Regions from separate parts of the Homo sapiens genome. Here region 1 is linked to region 2. The links are chromatin loops, found by intact Hi-C in ENCODE. Cell type or tissue: HCT116. All regions are shown on one strand. Each heading gives the region's core, and the rest is flanking DNA. Links, peaks and the distances in the headings are about the cores only.

Region 1 (6,800 bases), core at 1,239-5,238, 56 kb before region 2:
AGGCCTCAGTGGAGGAAGGCTCAGATTCAAGGAAGACACACACGTGGCAGGCCCTGGAGGAGAGGCAGCCCAGAGCCTGTCTCCTCCTGGGGCCTCGGCCCTGAGCAAGCTCGGCCCTGAGCACATTCCCTCCTTCTACTCCCCACTCCCCTGAAGGTCCTGTGCTCTGCCCAGGAAGGGCATGGAGTCCAGGTCTGCCTAGAGCCTCGGGTTGAGGCAAAGGGCACGATGCCAGCTGGCCTCATCAGAGGGGTTGAGCCTGCGGGTATGAGGGCGAAAACTCCAGGCTGGGTCCTGGATCTGGGGGCTCCGAAGGCTGTGGAGGGAGCCACAAGGCACCCCTTGCTCCACCAGACCCCAGCTGCCTCCGCCCCACCCCACAGCCCAATTCACCCAGCAGATTCAGGAGAACAGAGACCTAATTATTTCTACCAACGGCCTTAACGAGATTTCACAGAAAGGCTCAAACTGCTCCCCCATCTCCTCCCTGCCACCTCCACCTTCCCTGCTCTCCCATCCCAGGGCCTCTTGTGCTTCTTGAGAACCTCATTTTTCCAGGATACTTTTCCATCAAAAAGAGACTAATGAGCCTGGCACGGTGGCTCAGACCTATAGTCTCAGCTACTTGGGAGGCTGAAGCAGGAGTATCAGTTGAGTCCAGGAGTTCGAGTCTAGCCTGTGCAACATAGTGAGACCTCATCTCTAAAAACTAAAAAGTAAATTTAAGGCTAGGCACTGTGGCTCACGCCTATAATCCCAGCACCTTGGGAGGCTGAGAATGGCAGATTGCTTGAGCCCAGGAGCTCAAGACCAGCCTGGGCAACATGGCAAAACGCTGTCTCTATTAAAAATACAAAAATTAGCCGGGCATGGTGGTATGTGCTTGTAGTCCCAGCTAGTTGGGAGGCTGGGGTGGGAGGTTCGCTTGAACCCAAGAGGTCAAGGCTGCAGTGAGCCATCATCACACCACTGTACTCCAGCCTGGGTGACAGAGCAAGACCTTGTCTTAAAAAAAAAAAAAGAAAGAAAGAAAGAAAAGAAAAGAAAAAAGGCAGGATGTGGTGGCTCACTCCTATAATCCCAGCACTGTGGGAGGCTGAGCCAGGCAGGTCGCTTGAGGACAGGAGTTTGAGACCAGCCTGGCCAACGTGGCAAAACCCCGTCTTTATTAAAAATACAATTAGCTGGGTGTGGTGGCGGGCGCCTGTAGTCTCAGCTACTCAGGAGGCTGAGGCGGTAGAATTGCTTGAACCCAGGAGGCGGAGGCTGCAGTGAGCTGAAATCGAGCCACTGCACTCCAGCTTGGGCAACAGAGTAATACCCTGTCTCAGAAAAAAAGAACAGAGATGCTTGATGTCACTAATCATTAAGGAATGCAAATCAAAATGACAATGAGCTAGCACCTCACACCTATTAGGCTGGCTACTATTTTTTTAAAATAGAGAAAATAAAAAATGTTGATGAGGACGGAGAAATTGGAACCCCTGTGCACTGCTGGGGGTAGGTAAAATGGTGCAGCCGCTGTGGAACATAGTACGGTGGTGCCTCAAAAACCTCCACATAGAATTACCATATGATCCAGCAATCCCATTTGTGGGTATGTGCTCAAAAGAACTGAAAGCAGGGTCTTGACGACATTTCTGCACACCAGTGTTGACAGCTGCACTGTCCACCACAGCCAAGGGGTGGAAGCAACCAAATGACCCTCCGCAAATGAACGGGTAAAAAAAATGCGGCCTATCTACACGATGGAATACTATTCAGCCTTAAAAAAGAGAAGGAAATCCTTTCATGAGCTACAACATGGATGAACCTTGAGGACATTATGCTGAGTAAAATAAGTCAGTCACAAAAGGATAAATACTGTATGATCCCACTTTTACGATGTATCTAGAGAAGTCGAAATCATGGAAACAGGCTGGGCGCAGTGGCTCACGCCCGTAATTCCAACACTTTGGGAGGCCCAGACGGGTGGATCACTTGAGGTCAGGAGTTCGAGACCAGCTTGGCCAACATGGTAAAACCCTGTCTCTACGAAAAATACAAAAATTAGCTGGGTGGGCTGGCACATACTTGTAGTCCCAACTACTCGGGAGGCTGAGGCACAAGAATCGCTTGAACCTGGTAGGTGGAGGTTGCAGTGAGCGGAGATCGAGCCACTGCACTCCAGCCAGGGCGACAGAGCAAGACTCTGTCTCAAAAAAAAAAAGTCATGAAACCAGAAAGTCAAATGGTGGTTGCCAGGGACCGGGGGGTAGGGAAGAGGAGTTGTTTAATGGGAACAGAGTTTCAGTTTGGTGAGATGAGAAAGTTCTGGTGAGATGAGAAAGTTCTGGAGATTTGTCACATGGCAAGGTGAACAAAGTTAACACCACTGAACTGAACACTTAAAAATGGTTATGAAGGTAAATTTTATATTATGTGCTTTTTACCGCAATTAAAAACAAAAATAAATATAAACTGACCAATGAACAAATTATAAAATCTTATTTTAGTGGATAGCCTGTGTTTGCTTGTTTAGGGGCTTAGAGCTCTATTTTTACTGATACACACACTGACTTCATTATATTTTCAAAACCCAACAAGCAGGTCACCTCCATTCTCATCGGCCAGCACCTTCTCCCACCGCAGCCCTGTTCTAGCATCCCACGGCCTCTCGAGATCTTACGTCTTCCCCAGCACCCTGGAAGGGCCCTGGGCAGAGCACAGGGCTAAGACCTGATGCCTGGCCGAGGGTCTTGGAGCCTGAGGACTGTTGGCTCCTGCAGGACAGGCAGCTCTGCTCAAGCCAGGAGAGGAATGTCAGAGCCCAGAGGGTGCCCAGGGCCCCTGAGACGCTTGCCAAAAGGGAAAAGCTCAGCAGCTGGTCAGGGAGGGGACGCTGGGCAGGAGTCCCTTGGCTCTCAACCTTGGCTGCACACTAGAATCTCACGGTTACATCAGAATCAGGATATTTTAAAGCACCCTAGGTGGTTCCAGCATGGAGCCGAGGCTGAGAACCACTGCTCTAGAGAATGGGATGGAAGGGTGTCCCCACGGGGCTCAGGACTGGGCCTGTTGTCAGTGGGAGGTCTGGCTCGGGGCCAGGACACCCTCCCAGCCTCCACCCCAAGGCTGGTGAGCGCAGCTCTCAGCCGCACCTGACCTTAGTCAAGAACTGGCAGGCAGGCACCAAGGGTCCCGCCTGGAATTCCAAGGCAGTCACGCATTCCCCACCACCCTGGGAGCCAGGGGTGTTACATCATGTCCAGGGCCCTGAGTCACTACGGATGTCTCTCCTGATGGCCACAGAAAAGCAAGCACCCAGCAGGAGGGAGGAAGCTGTGAGCACAGCCCCACGCCCACGTCCCCTCTCAGAGCAGCCCCATAAACAGGACCAAGCTATTTTAGGGGAAGAAGATCAAATGTGGGGATCAGTTCCCCCAGCTACTTTTGACTCAGTCCTTCAGGCTATTTCTGTGAGGGCGCAGGCTGGTGTCACCCCGCGTCACCAAGCACTCTGGGCCTGAAATTAAATGTGTCTGCTGGAAGAATGAGTGTGAATTCCTATAGGATAGATGGTTGCCTGGCAACACAGTGTCACGGCCAAAACATGGGCCAGGGCAGGATGGGCGCGGGAGACACTCAGGTTTGCAAAGTGCCAACTCAAGCCTGTGACAGTCTCAAGGGTCTCTGAGACTCAAGAAACTGATATTTGCCCAGGACGCCTGTGGACCTTTAATCACAACGAAAGAGGGTAGAGTGTGGAGCTGAGCCTTGTGCCTCTGGACACATTACAGCCTGGGCCTCTACCAGGACCCAGCACCGAATTATGATCAGTAATTCTGTATTATTTTCCTGAAGGAGACACTCTTGCAAATTGTGTAAGCTTCAGGGCCCCTCAAAACCTGGAGAATCTTCTGACCCCTTTCCATACCAAAAGAAAAACTTCTACGTGTGAGTATCCAGATAAATTTTATGTAAAATAAACACCCCGGCAATGGAAGGCTCATGGACCAAAGCTTTGGTCAAACACTCAGTTAAAATCAGTTCTGGGTAAATAATTGGGAACTGGCAGGAACTTTAAAATCCACCTAGCTCGTCCCTTTTCTAAGAGAGGGAAATGCAGCTCTGAGAGGTAAGGCGGCGCTGCCCCCCTTAGAGGGTTTTCAGCAGCGCCTCCCATCTCTGCAGGTCCCTGGAGCTGGCAAGAAGGGGAATTGACCTATGATTAGTTTTGAAAACGTGCCTGGGAGGTGAAAGACACAGGGTGCAATGTGGCATTTTTATTATTCTTGTGATGTCATCACTTTGAGAAGCTTATCTATACACACATCTCCCCACCCAAACAACAAAGTCAGCTTCAAAAAAGAAAGCCCTGAAGCAAGCTGTTTGTTTCATGAGTTGCTTAGCAAGCCAGAGGCATCTGCTCTCCAGATTCTAAAACTGTAGGTGTCGTGGGCCGCAGAGGCTCCCAGGTCTTGCTGGCCCTGGCCTGCCCTCCCCAGGGCAGCCAGGCCGCAGCAGTGTCTGGGGGGGTAGGGTCAGTTCAGGGTGGTGCCCAGGAGGAGGAGAAGGCCTAAGCCAAGACAAGCCTCAAAGCCTCCTCTTCTCTAGCGCTGGCCCTGCCCCACTGACTTCCAGAAACCTCTGCCAGCCTCCCTGCCTTTGCTCCCAATTCACCCGTCCTCCAGAAGTGAGACCTGGAAAGAATTGCAGAGGTCATTCCATTGTAGCAGCTTTTCAGGTGGAGCCTTGAGGCTCTGATGTGCTCGGGGTCTGCGGACCATGGGCTGCTGACCTCTCATGCATGCTTGGGGGTTTTTTGGGTTTTTGTTGTTGGTTTTTTTTTTTTTCTGAGTCAGGGTCTCACTCTGTCACCCAGGCTGGAGTGCAGTGGTGTGATCTCAGCTCACTGCAACCTCCGCCTTCTGGGTTCAAGTGATTCTCTTGCCTTAGCCTCCTGAGTAGCTGGGATTACAGGCGCCTGCCACCGCGCCCGGCTAATTTTTGTACTTTTAGTAGAGACGGGGTTTCACCATGTTGGCCAGGCTGGTCTCAAACTCCTGACCTCAGGTGATCCACCCGCCTCGGCCTCCCAAAGTACTGGGATTACAGGTGTGAGCCACCGTGCCTGGCCACCCTTGTGTTTTTCTGAATCACCAGTCTTTTCTCCTGAAATATCACTGCCCTAGGTCCTGTTCCTGTGGGGATTGGCTGGGCCAGTGGTTTTCAAAATGTGGCTCCTAGACCAGCAGCCTCAGCCTTGTCTGGAAACTTCTGAAACAAGCAAATTCTCAGGTCCCACCCCAGACACCTGCTGGTTGGGAACTCCGGGGCTGTGACCAGCCTTCTGTGTTAACAAGCACCTCAGGCGATTCTGAGGCACCTACAGCTTGGGCACCTTTCTCTAGACAGAAGCTCTATGAAAGCAGGGAGCCACCTGCCTTATCCGCTGCCACTTCAGCAGGGCTCCTGGAAGATGGTGGCTGCTCAATACGTGTTTGTTGAGTGACTATCCTAGACCCAAGCTAGAGCTGCTGAAACTGGGTGTGTGGGAGACCTTATGGACATCTGCATTTCAGCAGGCCTTCCAGGGGAGCGGGTGATGAGGGGCTGCGAACACCATGAAGGGGCAAAGGGCCCCAGTTCCTCTGGCTGGGGTGTTTGCTGGGCCTGAAAGCAGAACAGGCAGCTGACTTCGGGAATAGGAGCTCCTCTATTCTCACGCTGTCTTTATTCAACCAACCTCTTTTATAGAAATGGTCCTCTTGGTTTCTAGGACACGAAGCTACTGAATAATCAAGAAATGAAAGATGGGTCCATCACAAACCAGACAATTGCTTGGGACTCCGAGGACGTCCTGTCGGCAGTTCTCAATGCAGAGGAACCCATGTGGATGCGTGGCTTGCGCCTAGGCTGATCCCCGGCCTGGCTCCAGGCGGGCATCACTGTCTGCCCTGTACTCTGCCTTCCCGCCGTCCTCACCAGCTTGGAGGATTCTGAAAGGGAGCCCATGCCTAGGAGGTCTGGCGGCTTCTCCTGCCATCCTATTTCTGGGCCTGGCCACAAGGAGGTTTCCAAGAAGGGCCCTTGGTCAATATCACAGACAGCTCTTGGGTTCCTGAGCTGTGCCTTGTTAGGGCAGACCATAGAATCCAGCCACAGGCACAGGCTATCACCACCACCTGCTCCATGTGGGTCCCTCCTCTGTGTACTGGAGGTGTGAGGACACTGCTGGGGCTCAAGTTACAGGCCCTGTACCCCTCAAAAGACAGAGTCTGACTGCAGAGGGCAAACACTCCACAAAGCCAACTGAAAAGCATTGAGTGGGAAGGCAGTGGGGAGCTCTGAGTGTGACCCCCGTGCCGAGGCATCCACTCAAGGGCTGATGGGTGGGAGAGGCGCTGGGACCTGGGGAGCAGGATGTGGAGATGGGAGTTCTCCTGGGAAGGCAGGTCTTGCAGGGCTTATGGCAGGACGGTACAGAGAAGGGGTCCTGGGAAGCAGGGGACTGGTGTGGGTTAGGTGGGTTGGGTCACTGTTTGGGAGGCGTGACAGTTGTCTCTGCTTTCCGCACGCCTTCAAACTCAATGGCACGAAACTGGAGGGCACAAAGGCCCTCCCCTCAAAACCCCCAAATCGCCCACCATCTCTGCGTCCTGCTACTGGCCACATTTTAAATTGCCCGCCATCTCTGCGTCTTGCTACTGGCCACATTTTAACAAATGATGTTCAGCATTTTTCCCTTTGGGTTTGTCAGAGCAGGGTTGTCCCTGGATGTTCTGTAGGGTCGTTGTGTCGGGGGCAGGGGTGGGGGA
Region 2 (6,800 bases), core at 1,907-5,906:
GACAACTGTTAAAATCTTAACCAGTTGCACAACTAAAGGAATACATCCTGTGAAGTCTCCATCTTAGGAAAAGGTGGTGGGAATGGGGCTGGGGCCTGGTACCCTGCAGCCTTTGGAGACACAGAGGGCTCAAAGCTAGGAACTCCATTTTGCTATAATTTAAGCCACTCCACTCAGCATCTGGGAGGCCTGGACTTTAGACACCTAGGTACTGTGTGGTCCAACCAGGAGAGCCTTCTTTGAAAGAGTGTTCACATGACTGAACCTAGGGGAGGCCAGTTGTGACTTGTGGCTGTCAGAAGTCAGAAAGACACCCCCACCTCCACATCCCACAAGAAGTCAGAATTTGCTGTTTAAAGCTGGATCTCGGGGATAGCTGTGTGGGCTCTGCTTCCCGTGTTTCATTGTATCTGATGGTCTGAAAGGTTTGAGGAATGGCTGGCCTTGGGGGGTTGCTGGGTGAGCTCTTGAGGGACCCAGGTGGCCAGTATCCATGGGCAGATCCAGCCTGCAAATCCAGATCGGAAGTCTGGTGTCTTGACCTGAGATCTGGCACTGCGTTTCTCTCTTAACCGAGGTCCCTCTTAACTTTTCTAGGCCTCTTTTAAAATCAGCATGATGAAAGAGATTAGGTCATTCATTCATTTATTCATTCATTGGTTCAGTCATTCATTTTACAGGCATGATGATGTGCCTACCTAGAAATTTGAGGATTCCGATGCAGTGCTGTGTTCTTTTTTTTTCCGAGACAGTCTCATTCTGTGCCCAGGCTGGAGTGCAGTGGCCCGATCTCGGCTCACTGCAAGCTCCACCTCCTGGGTTCACACCATTGTCCTGCCTCAGCCTCCCGAGCAGCTGGGACTACAGGTGCCCGTCACCATGCCCAGCTAATTTTTTGTATTTTTAGTAGAGACGGGGTTTCACCGAGTTAGCCAGGATGGTCTCGATCTCCTGACCTCGTGTGATCTGCCCACCTCTGCTTCCCAAAGTGCTGGGATTACAGGCGTGAGCCACTGCACCTGGCAGTGCTGTGTTCTTTTATAACCAGGGTTCATTTGAGTTCTGGGTTGGTTGAACTACCTGGGGCAGAGCTGGGACCCTTGGGGTACAGTGGTGAGTAGGGGCTCCTCTGTCTTTAACAGTACTTAGGAAGCTCAGAACGCAGTTGCTGAGACTATCGTGGGACTCCCAGCTCCTTTACCTTGTACTCATTCTCAATAGTTCGCTCCTTGGCTGCTCCCCAGGGTTGGGTTTTCAAAGACTCTGTTGGAGCTGCTCGGAGAAAGGAATGAGTCTTTTTCTCTCGCAGAACCTAGTGCTTACCAAGTGCTTGATAACACTTAGTGTTGCGTGAGTCAGGAGTGGCCTAGAGCTTCTGTCTGCCAGCCAGCCTGGGCTCTGGGGAACAGGCGACACAGGCCTAAGGTGAGACCCTGACTTCAGAGATCTGTCTATGCGGAGCTTTTCTGTGGGTGAGAGATGGAGGTATGGCTCCTTTAACCTTGAGGCCAGTCTGGATGGCCTGGCCACCTCCAGGAAAGAGGGTAGGGACTCCATAGCCTGCCTGGGGAGTGAGAGCCATGGGATAGGGCTGGACTCTTGGGAATAGCCCAGCTCACTGGGTGGCCCTTTGAGCTAGTCAGTGACGCCTCAGTTTACCTGGCTGCCTATGGAACAGGTATACTTTGCTTCTTCACAGGGGTGGTAGGGAGGCTTAATTAACGTTTGTAAATCCCTCTTGAGATCAAAGCCACTGCAGAAGGGCAGAGCACCATTTCACAAAAATGCTTGTGGTTGCCTGTGTGGAGCTGGCTTACCTTTGATCTGAGATGGGCTGACACCCTGAATGTGGTCTCAGCTCTGCTCTGAGATGCCCGGCTTTTCCTTTGAAACACACCTTGCCCCTGGGATTCTGCCAGCCAAAGGTGGCGGGGAGTGGCTGTGGATAAGTCATTATGTTTAATGTGGGGGTGTCTTCCATCTGGGAGGAGTGGGTGGAGGAGAGGGTTGAGAAGCCTATCTCTAGAAAATGATGAAGGCCATCAAAATGGTTTAGAAAGTGCAGGGTATACACCATTTAACAAGTAACTCCATTTCCTGCCTGCCTCTATTGTTTTCTGTTTGATTAAGTGTATCCTGTAAAACTGTATATTCCTGTTAGGAATTAGACTTTACCCTGATAAAATGAGATTACACACACAGTCTTCTTTCCCCCTACCCACCGCAGCCACCTCACCCCCACGCCTGCCTCCACTTCTGCCCCTCGCCCGCTTAGGAGAGTTCTTGAAAAGTTGTCCTTCCAGCCTTGAGAATGTGGGAGAGGGAGTGACCCTGAGTTAGAGAGAGAAACTTAGCATTAAGAGGGCAGACAGCAGAAACCCAGAGATGGTTTGGGGCTATGTGTAGGCCACTAAAGGATTCCCATGGGCTACTTGCCCGTCTGCTCTTTTTTTTTGGCTTTCCTATTTGCCAGCATGGCCAAGTGGTTCCAACTGGAAACCCACAGGGACATTGTCCTGGTGGCCTGGGGTAGGAGGCCTGGTGTCTGCACGATCCAACCTGTTGTGTTTGCTGCGGACCTGGGCAGCACCTTTCCTTAGCCGGGCTCTCCGCTAGGACTTCAGGGAGTTTGGCGCTGCCAGTGGTGCATGACAAGCTTACAGGGTCTTGTGTATTTGTGTTTCATGGGACTAATGAGTTGTGGTTCATGGACATTAGGTTTTGCTTTAATTGCTTGGAGGGCGGTTGTGGAGACTGTTTCTCAGCTGGAATTGTCATTATCCTCATTAACGGTGAGGTCACTGTGCAGAGTACCTGAGGGTGACAGAAGTTGAAGAGAAGTCTAGTTAAGGGCAGATGCAATCTAAAGGTAAAAATCAGTGAGGAAACTCCGAGTGTTGGGTGCCAAATGTTTTATAGGAACTGAGGGCAGAGAGCCTTAGCAGGTCTGGGGTTGCCTGGGAAGGTTTCCAGAGATGAGGGGTTTGGACTAGCCTGGGAGAGGTAGAACATTTCCCCTCCGGCTCGGAGCCTTGCTGAGAATGTTCTCTGTCTTGATCTGGTGGTGGTTACACAGATGTATACATGAGTAACATTCATTGCGTCTACTTGGGATTTTGTATACTTTGCTCTACTTAAGTTAGTCCTCAATTAAAAAAGGGGAAAGAAGTCCCGGCAGCCCAACATCAATCTTGAGAATGTTTTCAAGAACTGGGAAACCTGTCTTTAAAAGGATGAAGGCAGAGAGGACATGGGCTCCAAGGAGAGAGCCTTCTGCCCTTGATGAGGGATGACAGAGCAACCAGGGTTGAGAAAGTCCAACCCAAACCTCCTTTGACCTTGGGAACCACCTGGTATCCGTAATGGGGGACTGGTAATGCAAGAGAAATTCCAGCCAGTCTCATTGAGCCTGACTCGAGTAATGATTAACTGGCTGCCCGGAGCCCAGACGGGTGACAAGGTGCTGTGGTCTGTCTTACGATGGGCAGTGAAGCCTGAGCAGACCATTAATAATCAGCATCAAGGCCGCGAGTCAGCCTTTTGGAATGTGTGGTTTGTCTTTCATGCTGTTTAGAGCGTGCTTAAAGATGGATCTTGGTGTTTTTATTTGTGTATTTATTTCTTTCTCTCCCCTTTTCAAATCCACAGCAGACTGTCCAGATGCTGTGCCTTCCTCCGCTGAAACAGGGGGAACGAATTATCTGGCCCCTGGGGGGCTTTCAGGTAAGATGCTTTCTCTTATTTTCCTGGCAATTCCAACCTTTTTTGAAATTGCTAAAGACTGGAGGAATGGGGGTGGCCTTCTGCCACCCCAGCTGGTCTGGACTTCATTCTCATTTTTATATGCCTTAAGTTGGATGCATCGGTGGTGACATTGTGGTGCCCTTCAGCTCCTCATCCTGCAGTCCTTTACGCTCTGGACACTGGATCCGTTCCGTGGACGGGGAGACAAGAGCGAGCTGGGGATTGCTTTGGTGTGTGAAGTGTTGCCCGGTTATTTTTAAGCAGCTCCTGGCTTGGGGGGCTTCAGCTTGGTGACTTTGGTGTCATTAACTCATGCATTTGAGCTCTTTTTTTGCTTTTGCTCTTTGCGCATGGGGGATGTAAAGGGAATGGACCCACCTTTAGGGAACTTGTTGAAGACAGATCCCAAGCATACGATGGGATTTCAGAGTAGATCTGAGGCTTCCCTCCCAAGTTCTGATTCCCAGCCCAGCCTGCTGCAGGATTTTGCAGCACATGTCTGGGGCTGGGAGCACCAGGGTGGGAGCACTGCCAACAGTAGGAGCTGTAATTGTTCCCTAGCGGGGCAGGTTTTCCTCAGGGCTCACAGGTATGCGTGAAGGCCTGGAATGCCAGTGCTGGGGGGTCACGGGGCTGGCTGACAGGCACGGGGTAGCCAGAGCATTGTTGTTCCTGAGGATGCGAAAAGAGGGCAGTACTTAGAGAAACTCACTGGTTATGTACATGGGACGCATTTCATGTTGTTCTGAAGAAATCCTATTTCTACCTGTTTTTCCATCCCCACCATGTCATCACTAGATTTTCTAAGAACTGGCTGAAGCAAGAGGGAAAACGACCTTAAAAACAGAAATTCCAGCAGAGTTTTGGGCATTTGGCATTTCCTTGCCTGTAGGATCACGTGGTAGCAGCTCGAATAGAAGCTGTGCCCTGTTGTGGTGTATCCTCTTGTGTGAGGGGCACCCTTTTTTGTGGGGTACCTGCTCTGACTACTTGGTGGTGTGTCTTCCATGGCTGGCTCAGGCAAAGTTCATTCCCGGACGGCTCCCTCCCCGGCTCTCCTCTTCAGGAACTGAGCTTGCTGAGAACGTCTTTAGGGAGACCCTTGTTTGTTTTCATTTCAATGCAATATATACTCTGTTATCTGAGACTGAGGGTATTGTTTACTCAAAGCTTCTAATGAGAATTGAGCAGGAAAAAGAGGGACCTAGAGAAGGGAGGGGGCTTCAGGCAGTACGGTGGGAGTGGACAGAGGAGTTGAGGAGGGAGAAAAGGCAGCAGTGTGTGAACTGCATCTTTTCTGCTTTCTAAGGCTGAGAGAGTTCTTGAAAGAAAGAAGGCCAATGAGAGGAAAGGGTCTCAGCAGAATAACACGCTCAGGATGTTGTTAGATGGTTTTATTTTTTAAACCCTGAATGTGCAGGGAGGAGCCCCGGCCCCTCCAAACCACATGAAATAAGCAAGGGAAGTGGCAGCTTTTGAAAGGGTCCTTTCGGAAGGTTTGTCTTCTTGATAACATCTTGTCTGTCTCCCCTGCCGGAGGAAATGACGACACCAGGCTGAGATACCAGCCTGAGTGCCTCCTCACCCGCCCGTGCCATGTGACCTGTGAAGCCCTCAGGAGATGGGTGGGCTTTTTTTTTTTTTTCTTTTTTGACAAAGTCTCGCTCTGTCGCCCAGGCTGGAGTGCAGTGGCGCGATTTCGGCTCACACAGACGGAGTCTCGCTCTGTCACCAGGCTGGAGTGCAGTGGCCCGATTTCGGCTCACTGCAACCTCCACCTCCCAGGTTCAAGCAATTCTCCTGCCTCAGCCTCCCAAGTAGCTGGGATTACAGGCATCCACCACTGTGCCCAGCTAATTTTTTGTATTTTTAGTAGAGATGGGGTTTCGCCATGTTGGCCAGGCTGGTCTTGAACTCCTGACCTCGGATGATCCACCCACCCTTTCCTCCCCAAGTGCTGAGATTACAGGTGTGAGCCACTGCGCCTGGCCGATGGGTGGGCTTTTTTTCCCCAAAGCTCTTCCAGTCCTAGAAAGAAACTGGGGGTAAAACAATCATTAACTCCTTCCCCTCACCCCTCCAGGTAATTGTAGACACAGATATTAATAAGGAGCTGCCAGGAAGAAGCAGTGACTCTCTGAAGGGCAGTGTGGCTTCAGAAGACTGCAGAGAGAAGAGGGGGCCTTCCACATGGCAAGAGCATTTGTTTTGAATTTCAGCTCTTGATTTACTAATTCCAAAGGCTTCAAAGTTTGAGCTCCTTCTTCTTTCCGTTCAGAGTTGGTGCAGTGTATTCATAATGGGCCATGGTGGGGAGGGTACACTGTTTTGGGGGTTGATGTCACCGGCTTGGGGGCGTCTGGAGGGGAGGTGATGGGCACGGAGAAAACCTAGGGCTGTCCTCTTTGTAGCGAGAATGCCTTCCAAAAGGGAACTTTATTGGCCCCTGTCCAGGGCAGAGAGTTTTGTAAATGGAGAAAGCCCAAACCTCCTCCTTTTCAAGAAGTTGATCGTTCCATGGGGGGTGGCCTGGGTGTGTCTGCCTTGCTGTGGATGAGGCCAGTGACTGGATGTGGCAGGGCTGGATGGGGGAAGGGGCATAGCAGACACTGAGGTTGGGGGGTGGGAGCCTGGCAGCAAGGTGGGGAGCAGTGAAAACTGAGGAGTTTCTCCCTCCTCCTCCTTGAAATAACCTCTCTGAGCCTCTTTCACAGGCCCTGTGTGCTGTTTTCCTTCCTGTCCTGCCCTGGCTGAGAGCGGGCTTAATGAATGGGGCTCAGTTTAGGGTGGGAGGAAGGTCGGCAGCAGGAGCCAGGGCTTGATTCTCTTGGCAAGGGAAGAAGGGAAAGAAAAAACAGCCGAATGTGAAAATGTGGTGCCTCGGAGGTGGGGGTGGGGTGTGCTCAAAGGCCGGTCCTCTCCTGAAATGCAGGGGTGACTCCAAGGCTGGCCCTTCCCTTTCCTGCGCCCTTGCAAACTGCCCGGGAGGAAGGGGAGTGGGCGGGTAGGAGCCCGGGGGCGGGGCTGCTGGCTGCAGGTTGGAATTCCAGCATTGC

What was found. Peaks named below come from ENCODE experiments on the same cell type or tissue, not always from the same donor. Only the 100,000 strongest peaks of a DNase experiment are listed, where the experiment ranks them.
Region 1: it touches region 2 in a loop (2.4-fold over the local background); 20 of 110 quality-filtered maps call a loop at or near these places.

Annotation. Positions count from the first base shown.
Region 1 is chr18:48,994,755-49,001,554 of GRCh38, reverse strand. No RefSeq gene overlaps it. Among named protein-coding and RNA genes, the nearest start is that of DYM-AS1, 26 kb to the left of the region's middle. RefSeq lists enhancers at 1-653, 4,341-5,039, 5,397-6,164, 6,165-6,800 and a silencer at 1,246-1,435. In HCT116, for the core only: no CTCF peak of the experiment used is centred there; DNase peaks (open chromatin) are centred at 3,244 and 4,344; H3K4me3 peaks cover 1,794 bases; H3K27ac peaks cover 2,206 bases.
Region 2 is chr18:48,939,404-48,946,203 of GRCh38, reverse strand. It overlaps SMAD7 (SMAD family member 7), which reads left to right. Exons shown (of 4, transcript NM_005904.4): 3 at 3,649-3,723. Among named protein-coding and RNA genes, the nearest start is that of SMAD7, 8.2 kb to the left of the region's middle. RefSeq lists enhancers at 3,112-4,311, 3,796-4,753. In HCT116, for the core only: no CTCF peak of the experiment used is centred there; a DNase peak (open chromatin) is centred at 3,433; H3K4me3 peaks cover 1,548 bases; H3K27ac peaks cover 1,202 bases; H3K27me3 peaks cover 1,235 bases.